Linked DNA regions of Homo sapiens: region 1 is linked to region 2. The links are chromatin loops, found by intact Hi-C in ENCODE. Cell type or tissue: PC-9. All regions are shown on one strand. Each heading gives the region's core, and the rest is flanking DNA. Links, peaks and the distances in the headings are about the cores only. Region 1 has its middle 31 kb from the start of LIMCH1. Region 2 has its middle 62 kb from the start of UCHL1.

The links. A loop is a pair of places that touch in the nucleus more often than their neighbours do. Peaks named below come from ENCODE experiments on the same cell type or tissue, not always from the same donor. Only the 100,000 strongest peaks of a DNase experiment are listed, where the experiment ranks them.
Region 1: a loop joins it to region 2, with 18 times the contacts of the local background. A loop is called at or near these places in 1 of 110 quality-filtered maps.

The regions. Positions count from the first base shown.
Region 1 is chr4:41,502,934-41,511,272 of GRCh38, reverse strand. It overlaps a transcript of LIMCH1 not described here. Among named protein-coding and RNA genes, the nearest start is that of LIMCH1, 31 kb to the left of the region's middle. In PC-9, for the core only: no CTCF peak of the experiment used is centred there; no DNase peak of the experiment used is centred there.
Region 2 is chr4:41,314,568-41,322,906 of GRCh38, reverse strand. No RefSeq gene overlaps it. Among named protein-coding and RNA genes, the nearest start is that of UCHL1, 62 kb to the right of the region's middle. In PC-9, for the core only: no CTCF peak of the experiment used is centred there; DNase peaks (open chromatin) are centred at 2,426, 3,186, 3,876, 7,286 and 1 weaker place; H3K4me3 peaks cover 1,204 bases; H3K27ac peaks cover 5,809 bases.

The DNA of each region.
Region 1 (8,339 bases), core at 289-8,288, 190 kb before region 2:
AAGCAAATGCAAGAAAGATACAAAGCAGGGAAGCACAAAGAGAATTGTAGGAACAATAATAGATCAACCTCTGTGACCAGTGCAAATGGACAGGGCTGATGAGTTGAATAGAATCATTGCACCCAGACAGAGGGACACCACGTTCTAGGCAAAGGAACTTGAATCACACCCCGTCTTCTGGGAAGAGGCCACCAGTCACGATGAAGCCATGTTTGGGAATGTTAGCCTCCCAGCAGAGTCTACAGTGGCTTAAGGAAGGGCAAGCACTAGAGCTAATCACTCAGATATACAGTCTTCACTTTTTCTTTTTATTCACTCTTTCTTCCTCTTGATACCAAGAAGGAAGTCTATTTCTTCATAGTTAACTTTTTAAAGAAATCATTTGGTCGGGTGCGGTGGCTCACACCTTTAATCCCAGCACTTTGGGAGGCCGAGGTGGGCGGATCACCTGAGGGCAGGAGTTCGAGACCAGCCTGCCCAACATGGCGAAACTCCGTCTCTACTAAAAATACAAAAATTAGCCAGGCATGGTGGCAGACGCCTGTAATCCCAGCTACTCGGGAGGCTGAGGCAGCAGAATCACTTGAACCCGGGAGGCAGAGGTTGCAGCAAGCCGAGATCGTGCCAGTGCACTCCAGCCTAGGCGACAAGAATGAAACTCCATCTCAAAAAAAAAAAATCATTTATAAACTGGGTCCTTAGTAGGCTATTTAAGAAAAAGTCCACTCCTTCGAGTAACCAAAGGGAACATTCAGAACAGGTGAGGCAGAGATTTTGCACACTTCATCATGGGAAGCCAGCCCACCAAGCCTGACAGCCCATTAGAGACAATCAAAAAATGGATTATTAAGGAAATACAATTAGAGCTACTAAATCCTCTTAAATCTAAGCAAAGCCTAATCCAGCATGTAACCCCACAGGCAGGCAATGGGCTAGGCCAGTTTCTCATCTACCACATGAGCAGTCCACATTTAAACCAGTTGTTATATTTTCTTAAATTAATTGATCATTCTTAAAAATCTGTCAAAAATTTGTTCAGGAGGAGAAAGATTAGCCTGAGATTCAAGTCAGGAGAATTTTAATATTTATTAAGGAGCAGATTAATAGGATGAGGGAATTGCCACATGTTGAGGGAAGTGGTTCCAAGTGACAATTCTGCTAAAATAAGTTTCAAACACATTTCTAGGAAGCTTCAAAACAAACTCTGTAAATGCCCTACTGGGTCTGGGTCATATAAGACTATGTATTAGGAGAAAGGAAGTGACAAGGATCGTATAATTTTTAATGAACAGAATATTTACAAAGATGGATGAGCTTGAGAATATTCCAAAGGCAAGATGCTCAAGTGCACACAAGAGCTCCCAGAGTAGACTTTGTAATTGATGTCCAAAGAACAGTTTGAATGGAGACAGTACCCCTACTGTGCTGAGTCCCTCTTTTGAGTAGGAGCCAAGGGCTATTTATTTGGTGAGGATTCAAAAAAAGAGGCAACACTGGGGGCTCATTCTGCTCACCATGAGTCCTGCATATTCACCTTCCATGTTCTCCATCTGTTTTCATCTTTCTAACAGAAGCCTGTTGGGGATACTCAATTCTTGCCTAAGCCCCCACCTAAGCCAGGCCAATCTTCAAACAAAAAGCAGCTTTTTCACTGGAGATCTTTTTCAGAAAAGGAGCGGGTTGAAATGTCCTCACTTGAACTTAAAGGCTTAATGAGTCTTGGTGCCAAACAGCTGGAGACAGGCCAAGTCAGCGTGGCCAATTGTGATTTGGCAGAAGGACAAGGGAGAACCCTACATAGAAAGTCTATCAAATTCTTCCCAGTCTGCTAAGGCCAAAATCAGTAATGGAAAAAGGACCCAAGTTTGCTGAGATTGGAGCGAGCATCTGGGTTAGAGAGAGAGCTCTAGACAAAGAGTGCAAAGACACATTGTGCCCTACCACCTCGGGTCTCCATCTAATCATCTACAGAAGAGGGGTTGGAAGATCTAGGTTCACTGGGGTTGCTCTGAGGACTAAATAAGGGATTGGTTTGTGAATACTGAACAAAGCAATGGTGACCAGTAGGGACCAGTCTAAAGTCATCAATAACTGGGGTGACCATATATCCCAGTTAGCTGAGGTCAGTCCCAGCTTCCACTTGTTCCAGCATCTCATCTGGTTAATACCCCCTTTCGCTCTGAACAGTGTCTCAGTTTGAATGACAGGTTGTATTGTTGCTCTACTAATCAGCCATTGGGTCATACTAATCTCATCTCTTTACCAATGTTTCAGAAAATGATTGCATGTGTACTTTATATTACACAAGGTCTCTAACAATAGCTGTTGGAATGATACACAAACATGAGCTAGACCTAAAACAGTTAGGTGGAATCATGATCAGTTGACTGGCAGTTCCCAGAGATACATATTAATTGTTAAAAGTCTCCAGTCCTTCCTTCTGCAAGCAAGGCAGGCCTTTTCTGAGGTTTTGCTCAAACTGATATCTACTGGGGACATACAATACAAGTCACCTCCACCTTCTTAAAAGTCTTCTTAGCCCTCTTGGTTTCCATGACCTCACAGTCTCCTGGGTTTCCTCTCATCTCTCTGATAGCTCTTTTGTGAGCTTCTCTTTCTCCCACCCATGACCCAGGGGAGACACTTCCTCAAACTGAGACCTCCTTCTGCGGCTCTTTCCTAATGTGGCCTTTCCCTCAGAGAGGCTTCCATATCTCATAGCTTAACCCTGATGTCCGACAATGGCTCACAAATCCAACTTGAGCAAGTTGAATGCATCGTCTCACCTCTAAGAGCCAGGCCCTCATCCCCAACAGCCTACAGGACTCTGGTCCTGGGTGGCTTGTCCATATCCCGAACTCATCCTGCCCAAACTAAAACCATGACCTCTCCAACAAACAGAGGAGCCTTTCTGGCTTGTATCAGGACCCCACTCAACTGAAACACCAAAATTATTTTTTGTCTTTTCTTTCATTCATCACTATACTCTACCAGGTGCTGCTGATTTCTTCAAAATCCTCTTCATTTCCATTGCTCTTGGGAATCAAACCACCAAATCCTTATATGGCTTGCAAGGCCCTGCACAATCTTGCCCCCACTACTTCTCTCCATCCACACTGATCTCATACCATTGCCCCACTGGTTTTCTACCTTTTGGCCAAACAAGTCTACCTGCAATTCCTCCAAGACACAGAGCTTGTTCCAGTCGTAGAGTTTTCAATCATGTTATTCTTTCAGCCCTAGAGTATGTTTCTTCTCAACTTTCATTTCCCTTTCCTCTTTCCTGGTAGAAGAGAATAATTTCTCCTCTTCGTTCAGGTCTCCACCTAAATGTGCTTCTTGAAGGGAATCTGAGATTTATATCCCACACAGTCAGGATTTAGATCTCAAATCAGCTGCCCGCCCCCCTCCCACCACCACCATTACATGATTTGATTGCATAATGCATTCATCTTTACAGTAACTTACCACACTCATAAGTGGGTTCCTATAAAGGTCAGTTGGATAAAGGAAGAGATGTCCTTGCCCTTTCAGGCACCTATCCTCTATATGTGCCAAACACAGCCTACTCATTCCTGACTCCAAACCTTCCCTCCTGCCTTTGTCCCTGTGTAGGATGCTGTGATACTGTGAATTATATTAAGAAATCCATATTTTGGTCTTCATCCCCAGCTCCTGGCACAGAGTCCCTAAAATCCTTGTAATTTCCTGAGCAATAGGAATGCTAGGTGCATTTTTTTACTCTGATATTTAGTCTCTGACCCCAGTTGCTGACGCAGAACTCCTAATCCCTTGGAATTTCCTGGGTGATAGGAGTGTCTTTTGCTCTAATGAGGTGACTCTTGGTAGGCTCCTAGATGGAGGCTGGTTACCAGAAAGACCAAGCTACGATTAGAAGCTTGGAACTTCTAGCCCCACTCCCATCCTCCAGGAAGGGGAGAGAGGCTGGAAATGGAATTAACAACCAATCATGCCTAAGTGACAAAGCCTCCATAAAAATCCCGGTTTCAATCCCTCTGTTTCAAGAGTCTGAAGATATACTGGGTTGCTGGGCGTGTGGAGGTGCTGGGAGGATGGACCAACAAGAAAGGGATGAAAACCCTATTCCCTTGGCCCCACGCCTTCCCCTCTGCATCTTCCATTTGGCTGTTCATGTGTACCCTTTATCAGATCCTTTAGAATAAATCCATAAATACACGGATGTACCCCGGAGTTCTGTGAGCCATTCTGATAAATATTCAAACCCAAGAAGGAGGCCATGAGAGCCTCCAATTTGTAGCCAAGTGGACAGAAGTTGTGGATCACCTGAGGACCTGTTATTTGCAACTGGCATCTAAATGAGGGGTGGGGGCAGTCTTGTGGGACTGAGCCCTTAACCTGTGTAGTCTGTATTATCTCCAGTTAGTGTCGAGATTAAGTTAAACTTTAAGATAACCAGCTGGTATTGGAGAATTGGTCATTATGAGGGATAAAAACCACACATTTTTGTGACCAGAGTGTTATGAAAGTATAAAGAAAGAAAAAACTACTTGTTTTTCTCTATAAAGATGATTTTCCCTTTCCCTCAACCTATTCTTAATAGTCAATTAATATTATATCTCCCCAATTAACTGTCTCCCAAGTCATAACAGTATCCTCATTTAACCTCTTATTAAATCTTGGAGATTAAATCTTTGTTGGTTTTACATTTACTCGTACACTGGTTTACACTGTAACTTAACTGCTCTGTGTGTGTGGGTCCAGTCCCCAAGCACATCATAAAACTTTTGAAGATCATGTCTTACATTCTGTTTTTATGCCTCTTGGTGCCTAATTTGGTGCTATGCAGCACATGGTCGATAGCCAACAATTCCTCCATGTGATAAAATGTCTCCACACAAAGTTACACCATCAACCCTCAACCTGTCCTACAAGACTAGGACACATCCGTGACACACCACATCTCATGCTGAAATCATGACAAGAATCTAAGGCCAGACCTCCTTCTGACAAGCAGCTCATTTATCAGTGATGATAGAATAAGTGTTTGCCAACAGATTTCTTATCTTTGGAAAATCATTTCAGCAACACAGGAACTGAGACAAAAATCCACTAAGACATTCTTTATTGGTCACTTATTTGTAGATTAACATACTCACACTTTCATTTCATGACAATACGTTTGCAAAACAAAACTTTTAAGTTCAGTTCTATGACTCCTAGGAAGATGGAATTTGTAATAGAGAATCTTACACTTGAAGAAAGCAAATACATCCATCCTTTGGTCTCCCAGTCTTTAGGGATGGGTCTGTTGTTTATACAAAGTGTGTGTGTGTGTGTGTGTGTGTGTGTGTGTGTGTGTGTGTGTCAGAAACACAGAGAGAGAGAATAATACTGACTAAGACTGGGAGAAAGTTAAAGGCAGTCATTGATGATCAGGTGGCCTAGGTAGAAATCTTATAACTTGGTCTCAATCTATTCACCAAGTGTTTCTATAGATGGATTATTTGCTACACCAGTGTCCAATGAGTGAAATACAAAGACAAAGGGTCTTCAAGAAAGCTCTCAATCCGGTACAAAGATGGGACAAAGAGGTAGAGCTCTATAATAGCACTAAAGTGGAGTTGTGTATGGGTACTTAGCAGCCAGACAAGAACCTATTAACACTGCCTAGAAGGTTCTGGAACAGCTTCCCAGAGAAGAAAACCACAACAGACTGGATGGATGGGAGAAAATGACATCACCACAGAGGTCAGGGTTATTGTTTTCAAAACAATCACTCTAGTCCCCAAGCTCTGCCAGCCAAAGTTCATTATTCACACATGATCAAGTTTGTAAGGGACCCAAATTTTCTTGCCCAGTTTTTGATCACAAGCTAGATGAGAGAAGCTAGAAAGTATAATCCAAATGCCTTCATCCCGTGGCTTGCTGGCAGCCCAAGGGAGCGAGCCACTGGGTGCACAGTGACACAGAGTTGCAATGACTATGTCATATTCATAATTGACTTTTGGACTATTTCCAAAAACAATAATAAGAACAGCCAGTGGTACAGGGTGCCAAGCAAGTGCCAGATGCTATGCTGAGTGCTTGACTGTATTCTCTCACTGGAATCTCCTAGAAACCTCAAGAAGTAGTAATTTCTCTGTTACATAGACGAACGGGGGAAAGTTAACATTTAAGTGCCTGCTATGTTCCAAACACTGAACAAAGAATTTTATACATATTTTCAATTCATTTTATCCTCAGAACAATCCTATATGGATTTTTACAATTATGATCTGTTTTTATAGATAAAAGTAAACTGGGGGACTCAAAGAGGTTAGGTTACTAGCCTAAGGATACACAGGAGGCAAATCTAGGATCTGCTCCATCTACTAGGTTGAACCCTAGGAAATCACATTATCTGACTATTTTTTGGTCTATTGACACAATTTCATAGGATTTAATGAAGGAATTCCAAAATCCATTCACTTTCCACTATACTCTCTCATAAAAGGGTTTGAACTGGCTTTTGTTAAATATATGTCCTTAGATAGTAACAAAAATGGAAGAAAGGAGTGGGGAAAATGATAAGCAAACCAGAGAATAAGGGAGAGCATATCAGTAAGAATCAAGGTAAGAAAATAAACACAGTCATACACTCACTGAAACTTGGCTTTGCATTTCTCTATGCGCAAGCTACAAATAGCCATGAAGAGTATCTGCATACTGCCATTGCCAGGGAGCATTTGGGAATCTGAAGGTGAGTATGGGGTTGCTCCCACGAGTGGGAAGCACCACTGGCTTGAAGTGAGCAGGGCAGAGGAGGTGAATTATCTGCAATGAGTGGAACTGCTCAGATGCAAAAAGGAATTGTTCTGATGACATCAATAGCATCCCTGTGGAGACACAGGAGCTCATCAATTTCAAAACCTACCTAGGATGTTTGAACAGCTCCACAGGGATCCCATTGACTGGGGCTCCCCTAGACCTCCTGGAAGAAATGGTTAAAGAAACACTAGGAAACTCAGAATGAAGAGATATCAGGACTAATGCCAGGGAAGCAAACATTAACCCCAACCCCTGGAAAGAAAGGTCTGAAGTATGCAGAGACAGACCCTGAGGTTGGACAGAGCTGAAAATGGAGGGGCCTTATTCTAGGAGACAGCAAATGGTTGTGAGGAGAAACTGAACTGGATAGCTCCAAGGTCTCCTGTCCACTCTCAGAGAATTGGTGCCAAGTTATTCAGTAGGGGGTACTATAAATTAAAAGGAGAAAGTACAGACTACTCAGAGGATCACCTGTCTAAGATTTGCTCAAAGAGCTGTCATTGGGAGAGAGGTCTCTCTCGCAACTCCAAGTGCTCGGAGGCAGAAGAGTTGGGAAACGTGGCAGCCACATCAGAAAAATGGCAGCTCCTGGAAGCATCAGCCCAAACCCCTAGAGAGGGAGGTAAAAAGGCTGGGAGGAAGCTCAGAGCAAGGGCAGTTATCACTTGAGGGCTGAGGGAACCGACTGGTAGAGGACAAAGCCTGCTTCTCAGGAGAGAGGCTTTTCTCCGGCAACACTCCCAAGGAAGGAGTGATCTATAGATTTTGGTGGCCTCAGTTTTACCTCACCAAGGTAACTCACTCCATAGTTTAGAGAGGATAGGGATAAAGGAATGGACTCCTGACAGGACAGGTCTGAAAACGTAAGTCCCTCCAAAGCATCCTTCTCTGAACACACCCCTATGTAAGTCTAACCAAGGCCTCAAAGAGACCTAATAAACCTTTCACACCACTCTTAAGCTCACCTTTTCTCCACTAGAAGTTCCAAAGGCTGTCTGTCCTGGTTGGATGGAAGAGTCCCTCAGCGGGCCTGTATTGGTTTTGTTGGTCTAATAGTCATTCCTTCTTCTTTGATAACAGCTTCTTAATTTCCACTTGAGCAACTTTCCTCCCCAACTCTCCAGGAATAGTAGGGCAGTTGTAGGGTAGGGCAGACTGTGGAGAGCGCCCATGCTACGTCCTGGCTCCAAGCAAGGGCAAATCCAGACCTGGCCATTCGGTTAATTCCGAGATGAGCACCAGGCCCAATTCACGTCAATAAAGGGCAGGCACCAGGACTTCTACTGGAATTACTCCAAAAAAGTATCTCTTTTTTCCTGCTGGGATTGCAAAGCTAGTAAAATATAAGCTAAAAGCTAATAGTAGCCAACTTTGTCACCATATGGGAAAACTTACCCAAAGACAAAGTCAATAAAGAAGAAAGCAGAGGCAAGAGATGGATGGATGGATGGATGGATGGATGGATGGATGGATGGATGGATGGACAGACAGACCAGTCAGATAACACAATTCAAGCATGGTTATATAGTTATGTCTGTACCTGGGGTGTG
Region 2 (8,339 bases), core at 181-8,180:
GTTACCATGTCTGTTATGTGGGACACAGCAACTGCACCAGCAACGTAACAAACCCCAGTACTCACATTGTGATCAAGCCCATCCAAGCAGAACTATCTTCAGGGACTTTCCCCTGTAGAAAGCATGCGCATTTTAATTTTACTTGTCCTCAGATTGACCCTTTGCTCATTATAATAGTAAAAAACACACCCCTGGATGGAGATTGAAGATGCTAATGAGACATGTGATACATGAACAAGCACGTACAGCTACTGAGAATACCCAAAAGACCACCTATAATATACTTACTAGCAACATCCTTTCCCACCCGTTATGAATAATTATGTGATATGGTTTGGCTCTATGTCTTCTCCCAAATCTCATGTTGAATTGTAATCTCCAGTGTTGAGGGAGGGACCTGGTGGGAGGTGATTGAATCATGGGGGCAGATTTCCTCCTTGCTCTTCTCTTGATAGTGAGTGAGTTCTCATGAGATCCAATGGTTTAAAACTGTGTGGCACTTCCCCCTTCTCTCTCTCTTGCCACCATGTGAAGAAGATGTTTGCTTCCCCTTCACCTTCTGCCATGATTATAAGTTTCCTGAGGCCTCCCAGTCATGCTTCCTATGAAGCATGTGGAACTGTGAGTCAATTAAACCTCTTTTCTTCATAAATTACCCAGGCTCAGGTAGTTCTTTATAGCAGTGTGAGAATGGACTATTACAGAAAATTGGTACCAAGAGTGGAGTATTGCTAAAAAGATACCTGAAAATGTGGAAGCAACTTTGGAACTGGGTAATGGGCAGAGGCTGGAACAGTTTAGAGGGCTCAGAAGAAGACAGGAAGATGATGGAAGATTTAGAACTTCCTAGAGATTTGTTGAATGGTTGTAACCAAAACACTCATAGTGATATGGACAATGAAGTCCAGGCTGAGGTGCTCTCAGATGGAGATGAGGAACTTATAGGAAACTGGAGTAAAGGTCACTCTTGCTATGCTTTAGGAAAGAGACACAGCATTTTGTCCCTGCCCTAGAGATCTGTGGAACTTTGAACTTGAGAGAGATGATTTAGGGTATCTGGCAGAAGAAATTTCTAAGTAGCAAAGCATTCAAGATGAGACCTGGCTGTTTCTAAAAGTGTACACTCATGTGTGTGAACAAAGAGATTATCTGAAACTGAAACTTCTGTTTAAAAGAGAAGCAGAGCATAAAGGTTTGGAAAATTTGCAACCTGGTTGTGTGGTAGAAAAGAAAAAATTTTCTGGGGAGAAATTTAAGCCTGCTACAGAAATTTCCATAAGTAAAGAGGAACTGAATGTTAATAGCCAAGACAATGGAGAAAATGTCTCCAGGATATGTCAGAGACCTTTGTGGCAGCCTTTCCCATCACAGGCCCCAGATGGACATGTGTTGTTAAGTGAAAAAATAAACCTCTACTATTTTAAGCCACTGAGATTGTGGGGTTGTTTGTTACAGCAGCATAACCTAGCCTCTCCTGACTGATACAGAGGGAAATCCTGAGATAAAGTTACTGCTTCTTTTGACATGGTCACAACCAGCACAATCCTCAGTTGAAGTTATACCATTCCCCTCCACAACCTGGCTAACTTAGCAAAAAAGCAAAATAAAACAGAAACAAAGCAAAAAGAACACAGAATCCCCAGAGGCTTTATTAATGGAGGTATCACTATATGCCTCTGATGAAGGAGCCTACATGGTCCTCCCACAAGCATTGATTCTGGTTCTAAGGTATCATCTGGGGCCCAATCTCCTGGGCAGCTCGGAAGCTGAGAACATACTGCTCAAGAAAGGATGCTGTTTTTCCTCTTGTTTCCAGGTCAAAGATTGAGTTCCCAGAGGTGAATTAACAAGTGAATGTTTAAGATCTGTTAGTACTCAGAAGCTTTCAAAATCTTTTTCACAGTATTTACCACTGACTCATTATTTCATACCTGTATATTTTCTTATAAATGTGTTTGTTCTTCTGAGTAATAAAAAGGAAAAAACTGCCTAATGCAGCCAGGTGATCTCTAGAAGGGAATTAACTGCTATAATGTTTTTGGTTTTAGAGACAGGGTCCCACACTCTATCACCTAGGCTGGAGTGCAGTGGCATGACATAGCTCACTGTAGCCTCAAACTCCTGAGTTTAAGTGATTCTGTCATCTCAGCCCCCCAAGTAGCTAGGACTATAGGCATGCACCACCACACCTAGCTATTTTTATTTTTATTTTTAGTAGAGACAGATCTCTCTATATTGCCCAGGCTGGTCTCAAACTCCTGCCCTCAAGGGATCCTCCTGCCTTGGCTTCTGAAAGCATTGGGATTACAGGTGTAAACCTCCGTGCCTTGCCTAACTATTACAACTTTGACCTAATTCCTACAGACATTTTCTTTAGTTGCCTTGTGCAAAGTACTTTATTTCAAGTGCTAGGAAGAATACCTAGAGAACTGCTCATCTCATCAACTAAGGCTTTCCTCTCAGTATGAAGCTCTTTTACCTCAGCCTTTATGTGGTTTTGTTTCTGAGATAAGATCTCTTAAACTCTTGATTGATTGCTGAGAATATTTAAACTTTATTTATTCAGTGGACTGATACAATAAATATTTAAACTTTATCCAGTGGATTGAGTAAATTTATTTAATCAATTGAAAACTTAATTTGTTTTCAACTGATTAAGGAGACATTCAGAAGATCAAAAATGTTATTCATCAAAGAGCATCCATCTGTAACAAGAGAAATATTCTGAAGTTGGTGTTCAGATGTTGGTGTAGAGGTAGTCTACAGATTTTTGGAAACTCAGTTTGAATAGCTACTTCAAGAGAAAAGAGAGGCACCTCCATGTGGTTGTCAGCATGCCCGGTTGTTATAAGCCGGACAACTGAAAACTACTTGAAATCTAAGAGGGTCTTTCCACTGTCTTCCCAGCTCCCTCAGCTGGATTACTCCACTCCACCTTCTGGTCTCAGGCTAAGTGTTGCTGCCTCAACAAACTATCCCTGGCCCCCTAATTAGGTTGGGCCCCTCGTATACTCTCAGATACAACTCCATATTTCCTTCTTAGCTATCACAATTATCACTAAATAAGCATTTCTGTAATAATTCATTTACATTCACCTCCAATAAATCATGAGCTCTATGACACCAGTGATCTTATCTGTATTGCATGCTGCTCTTCCGGCTCCCAGTTGATTCATTCAACAAATATTTATCAAGTGTCTCTTACGTGCCAGACTCCATGCCAGGTACCAGGGACACATGGTGAAAAAAACAGACAAAGATTCCTGCCCTGATGAAACTTAACATTCAAGAGAGGAACTCAAACGATAAACGATGACCTAATCAATGAAATAGTGTATTAAAAGGTAAACAGAGCTGTGGAAAAATAAAAGGTAGAACAGTGTAAGGAAGGGAAGCTGGTTGCAGGGGTAAATAGGGTGGTCACGTTAACCCCTATCGAGAAGGTGAGAAGTAAGCAAAGATTTGAAGGTGAGGAAGTTAGCTCAGTAGACAACTGGGTAAGAAAGTTCCAGGCTGCAGCAGATTCCTTAAGGCAGAGGAGTACCTGGTTTGTTCTAAGAAGATCAGCGGGGTTAGTGTGGTTGGAGAGGTATAAGCAAGACAGTAGTAGAAGATAAGATCAGAGATGCTCAACAAATATTTGTTGAGTGAATGGATGAAAAAAACAAATATTTTCAATTTTTACTACTATGAAGAATGTTCCCATGCCTTGCATATTTTCTCATAGGTGAGAAAACAAGTCTCTAGATTCATCCAGTCCACAAACTGTAATCTCATCTATATTAAGTGGCAACTCTACAAAGCATTGTGTCCTTTTATTGCCAAAGAGGAAGGATCTCCTGGCTGAGTCAAGAGATGGCGGTGTGTCCTCTTAACCCTGAGTCATTGAACTGCTCTTAGCCTGGATTCACACAACAGAGCCTGAAGCTGAGGAGATAAAGGAGATCCTGTGGCTCCAGTCACAAGCCTGTGGTGCTGACAGGCCACTCCACCTTCAAGGCTGACGTGATGGGAACCAAAGTGCAGGCAGAGGGACAAGAAAGCGTTCAAAGAGGCTGAGAAGCACTATCTCACTCAGCACATTGAGCAGAGAGAGCTGGGAAGAAAAATGGGCTCTTTGTGGACAAATGGCTATCCCACCCTCACTCCCAACATTGAAACTCACTCCCCAGAAGGGGTCTGAAATCTACACACACTAATGGTATATGTCAGTAGTTTCCAAATACCGCTGCAGGACCAGCTGTCAGATGCTTGGCCAACTCTTCTCTCAGAACTTCCTAAGAAGCCTTCTCTTTTTTCTTTTTTATTGATTTTCAAAATTTTTTTCTTACTCTGACAGATGGAGAGAAGCCTTCTCAAACTGCAGAGTCTGGAAGTCCACCTCTGGAGAGTCTGAATCGGTTTTCTGGACAGACTCAGGAATTCACATTTTTCACAGCTCCCCATGAAATTCTAAAGAGCAGCCAAGTTTGGGAACCACTGCTTTACTGTGCTGCTAGTGTGCCTGCATTTGATAGGAAAGGAACATCTTTCACCAGTGGCATAGGTTTCCTTTGGAGTTATTTCAGGGATCACTGGTCATATTATGTTGAGGTACCAAGGGCAGGGGGACCTGCCAGAATTTCTGAAATCACAGGCTAGAAACGACCATCTTCACAGAGTCTATGCCCCTTGGGACAGTGATGGAAGAATCTGACCCTCTTCTCAGGTTTCTCCTCACCCCCACCGGCAAGTTCTTCCAATGGGGTCACCAGTTTGAAAGCAGCTAGAGATTTTTGTACATATTAATGAATTATAACAGAGAGAAGTGTGAGAATCTTAGAATTTCCATTAATATTCTAGTAAGGGTTGTGAGAAAGATAGCTGTGGAAACCATCACAAGATGGCTCCCAAAGATCCCTACCAGCTCGTCTTCATGCTCTTGGGTAGTTCCCTTTCATTGCACTAGGGTTGATCTGTGTTGTCAGTGGAATACAGCAGAAGTGATGGTATGTAGCTTCCACAATTAGGTCATTTAAAAACACAGTGTCTTTCATCTTGGGCTGCCTTTCCCCCTTTGCTCACTCACTCTGGAGAAAGCCAGCTGTCATGTTGTGAGGACACTCAGGTGCTGTATGGCCATGTAATGAGAGACTGAAGACCCGCTGACAGCTAGCAAGGAACTAGAGCCTGCCAACAGTGCAAATGAGCTGGAACATGGATCCCCCAGTCCCAGTCAAGCTTTCAGATGATTGTAGCCCCAGCCAAGTTAGACTGCAACCTCATGAGAGACCCTGAATGATAATAAATGTTTGTTGTTTTAAGCTGCTAAGTTTCAGAATAATTGTTTTGCAGCAGTAGATAATACAATGGTGAGTTCAATAGTTCATCAGAGAATAATTCATTACAATCCCAATCTATACTTTTCTCTCCAACTAAGCCATATGGCATTTTAACAAACTTTTACTGAAATATAGCATAGAGATATAGATGTAGATATATAGAAAGTGTACAAATCATAAATGAATACATTTCTTTATACAACACCCAGACCAGGAAATAAAATATCACCAGCATCCCAGAAGCACCCTCATGCCCCTTTTCAGTTACTAGCCACCTCATCCTTAAATATAACAAGTATGGCCATACAGAAGTTTTGCCTGCTTTTAAACTTTATATGAATTAAATCATACCAATCATACCACATATACTCTTTTGTGTCTGGCTCCTTGACCTCATCATGTCTGTGAGATTCATCCATGTTGCTTTGTGCTTTGAAAGTATCTGTTGAATTGTCTTACTGATTTGTAGTAGTTATATATTCTAGAGACCAGTTCTTTGTCAGATAGGTGAGATACAAATTTCTCCCATGTTATGGCTTTTTTTTTTTTTGAGACAAAGTCTCACTCTGTCACCCAGGCTGGAGTGCAGTGGCACAATCTTGGCTTGCTTGCCTCCCGGGTTCAAGCAATTCTCCTACTTCAGCCTCCCGAGTAGCTGAGATTACAGATGTGTGCCAATACACCCAGCTAATTTTTGTATTTTTAGTAGAGATGGGGTTTCACCACATTGGCCAGTCTGGTCTCGAACTCCTGGTTGAGTTCAGGAGATTTGCCTACCAGGTGATCTGCCTGCCCCAGCCTCCCAGAGTGCTGGGATTACAGGTGTGAGCCACCACACCCGGCCAGTTTTTTCATTCTCTTAATGGGATCTTTTTAAAAAGGAAGTTGTTAGTTTTAATTTAGTCCATTTTATGATTTATTTTCTTTGTGGTTTATACTTTCTGTGTCCTGTTTGAAAAATAATTGCCTTCACCAAGATCATAAAGATATCCTTGTTTTCTTTTAGAAGCTTCATTTCATACAATACATATGGAATTGATTTTTGTGTATCATGTAGTATAGAAGTTGTGATTCATTTTTCCTATGTGGGTATCCAATTGATTTATTGCTATTTATGAAGATCATTCTTTTTCTTGTGCTTTATTGTCCCTTTGTCATAACCCTAGTGACTGCATATTGTCTGTTTCTGGACTGTTTATAAAGCTGCCTTTGCAAAATTATGACAGTAAGAGAAATCTGACATAATCGACTCCATCTTGCTTCTGATCTCCAAGCTGTCCTTGGTCATTCCTAGGCACAGGCCAAGCTAACTTGGGGAGGAATATAGTTGATAGTTGAACTTTGAAGCAAGGATGATAAAGTCCCTCCCTTAAACCAAACCCCTCCTAGTTGAGGGACTAAAACCACCTTTGTAAGACTAATGAAAGTCCACAATATTAGGATTATGAGAGAGGCCTGAATTCTGCTAAAATATAGGTGTAGTTTTTGTAATCCCTTACTGCTCAGGAGTCATGTGGCCAAAGGCCACACAACATGTGACTTTCCCAATTTCTCTTATAGATAACATCACCATTGTAGAACCTAAGATTGACCTTTTGAGATTTTTTTTTCAGACTTTCTGGCCACCAGCTGATCCCACCTGGACCTGTGACTCATGACTTAACTGACCCTGCAGGCCCACCCAGAGGTGCACTTAGCACAAAATGACCGATTTCCACAACCCTATGATTTCATCCCCAGCTAATCAGCAGCCTCCATTCCCTACCCACTTGCCCACCAAGTTGTCCACAAAAACCCTAGCCTCTGAGTTCTTGGCAAGACTGATTTGAGTAATAACTCCGTCTCCCGTGTGTCCAGCCTTGTGTCAATTAAACTCTTTTTTTTTTTTTTTTTTTTTTTTTTTTTGCCGGAATACCATGGTCTCAGTGAACTGGTTTTGTCTCTGCAGGAGGCAGGAAAACCTGTTGTGCAATTACATCTAGTCTGTTCATTTTTTTTATTATTATTTTGAGACAGAGTCTCGCTCTGTCTCCCAGGATAGAGTGCAGTGGCGCAATCTCGGCTCACTGCAACCTCCGACTTCCGGGTTCACGCCATTCTTCTGCCTCAGCCTCCTGAGTAGCTGGGACTACAGGCGCCCGCCACCGCGCCCGGCTAATTTTTTTTATATATTTTTAGTAGAGACGGGGTTTCACCGTGTTAGCCAGGATGGTCTCCATCTCCTGACCTCGTGACCCGCCCACCTCAGCCTCCCAAAGTGCTGAGATTACGGGCGTGAGCCACCGTGCCCAGCCTACATTGTCTGTTCATTTTTAAAATACCAAGTTCATCAATCCATAAATATAACATATTTCTCTATTTATTTAGGTCTTTTTTAAAAAATTTTCTTCTAAAAAATAAAGGGGGGACACATGTGCAGAATGTGCAGGTTTGTTACATAGGTATATGTGTGCCAAGGTGGTTTGCTGCACCTATTGACCCATCCTCTAAGTTCCCTCCCCTCAGCCCCCACCCCCCCAACAGGCTCTGGTGTGTGTTGTTCCCCTCTCTGTGTCTATGTGATCTCATTGTTCAACTCCCACTTATGAGTGAGAACATGCAGTTTTTGGTTTTCTGTTCCTGTGTTAGTTTGCAGAGGATAATGGCTTCCAGCTTCATCCATGTCCCTGCAAAGGACATAATCTCATTCCTTTTTATGGTTGCATAGTATTCCATGGTGTATATGTACCGCATTTTCTTTATCCAGTCTATCATTGATGGGCAGTTGGGTTGGTTCCATGTCTTTGCTATTGTGAATAGTGCTGCAATAAACATATATGTACATGTGTCTTATAGAATGATTTATATTTCTTTGGGTATATATCCAATAATGGGATTGCTGGGTCAAATGGTATTCCTGGTTCTAGATCCTTGAGGAATCACCATACTGTCTCCCACAATGGTTTAACTAATTTACATTCCCACCAGCAGTGTAAAAAGCATTCCCATTTCTCCACAGCCTCACCAGCAACTACTGTT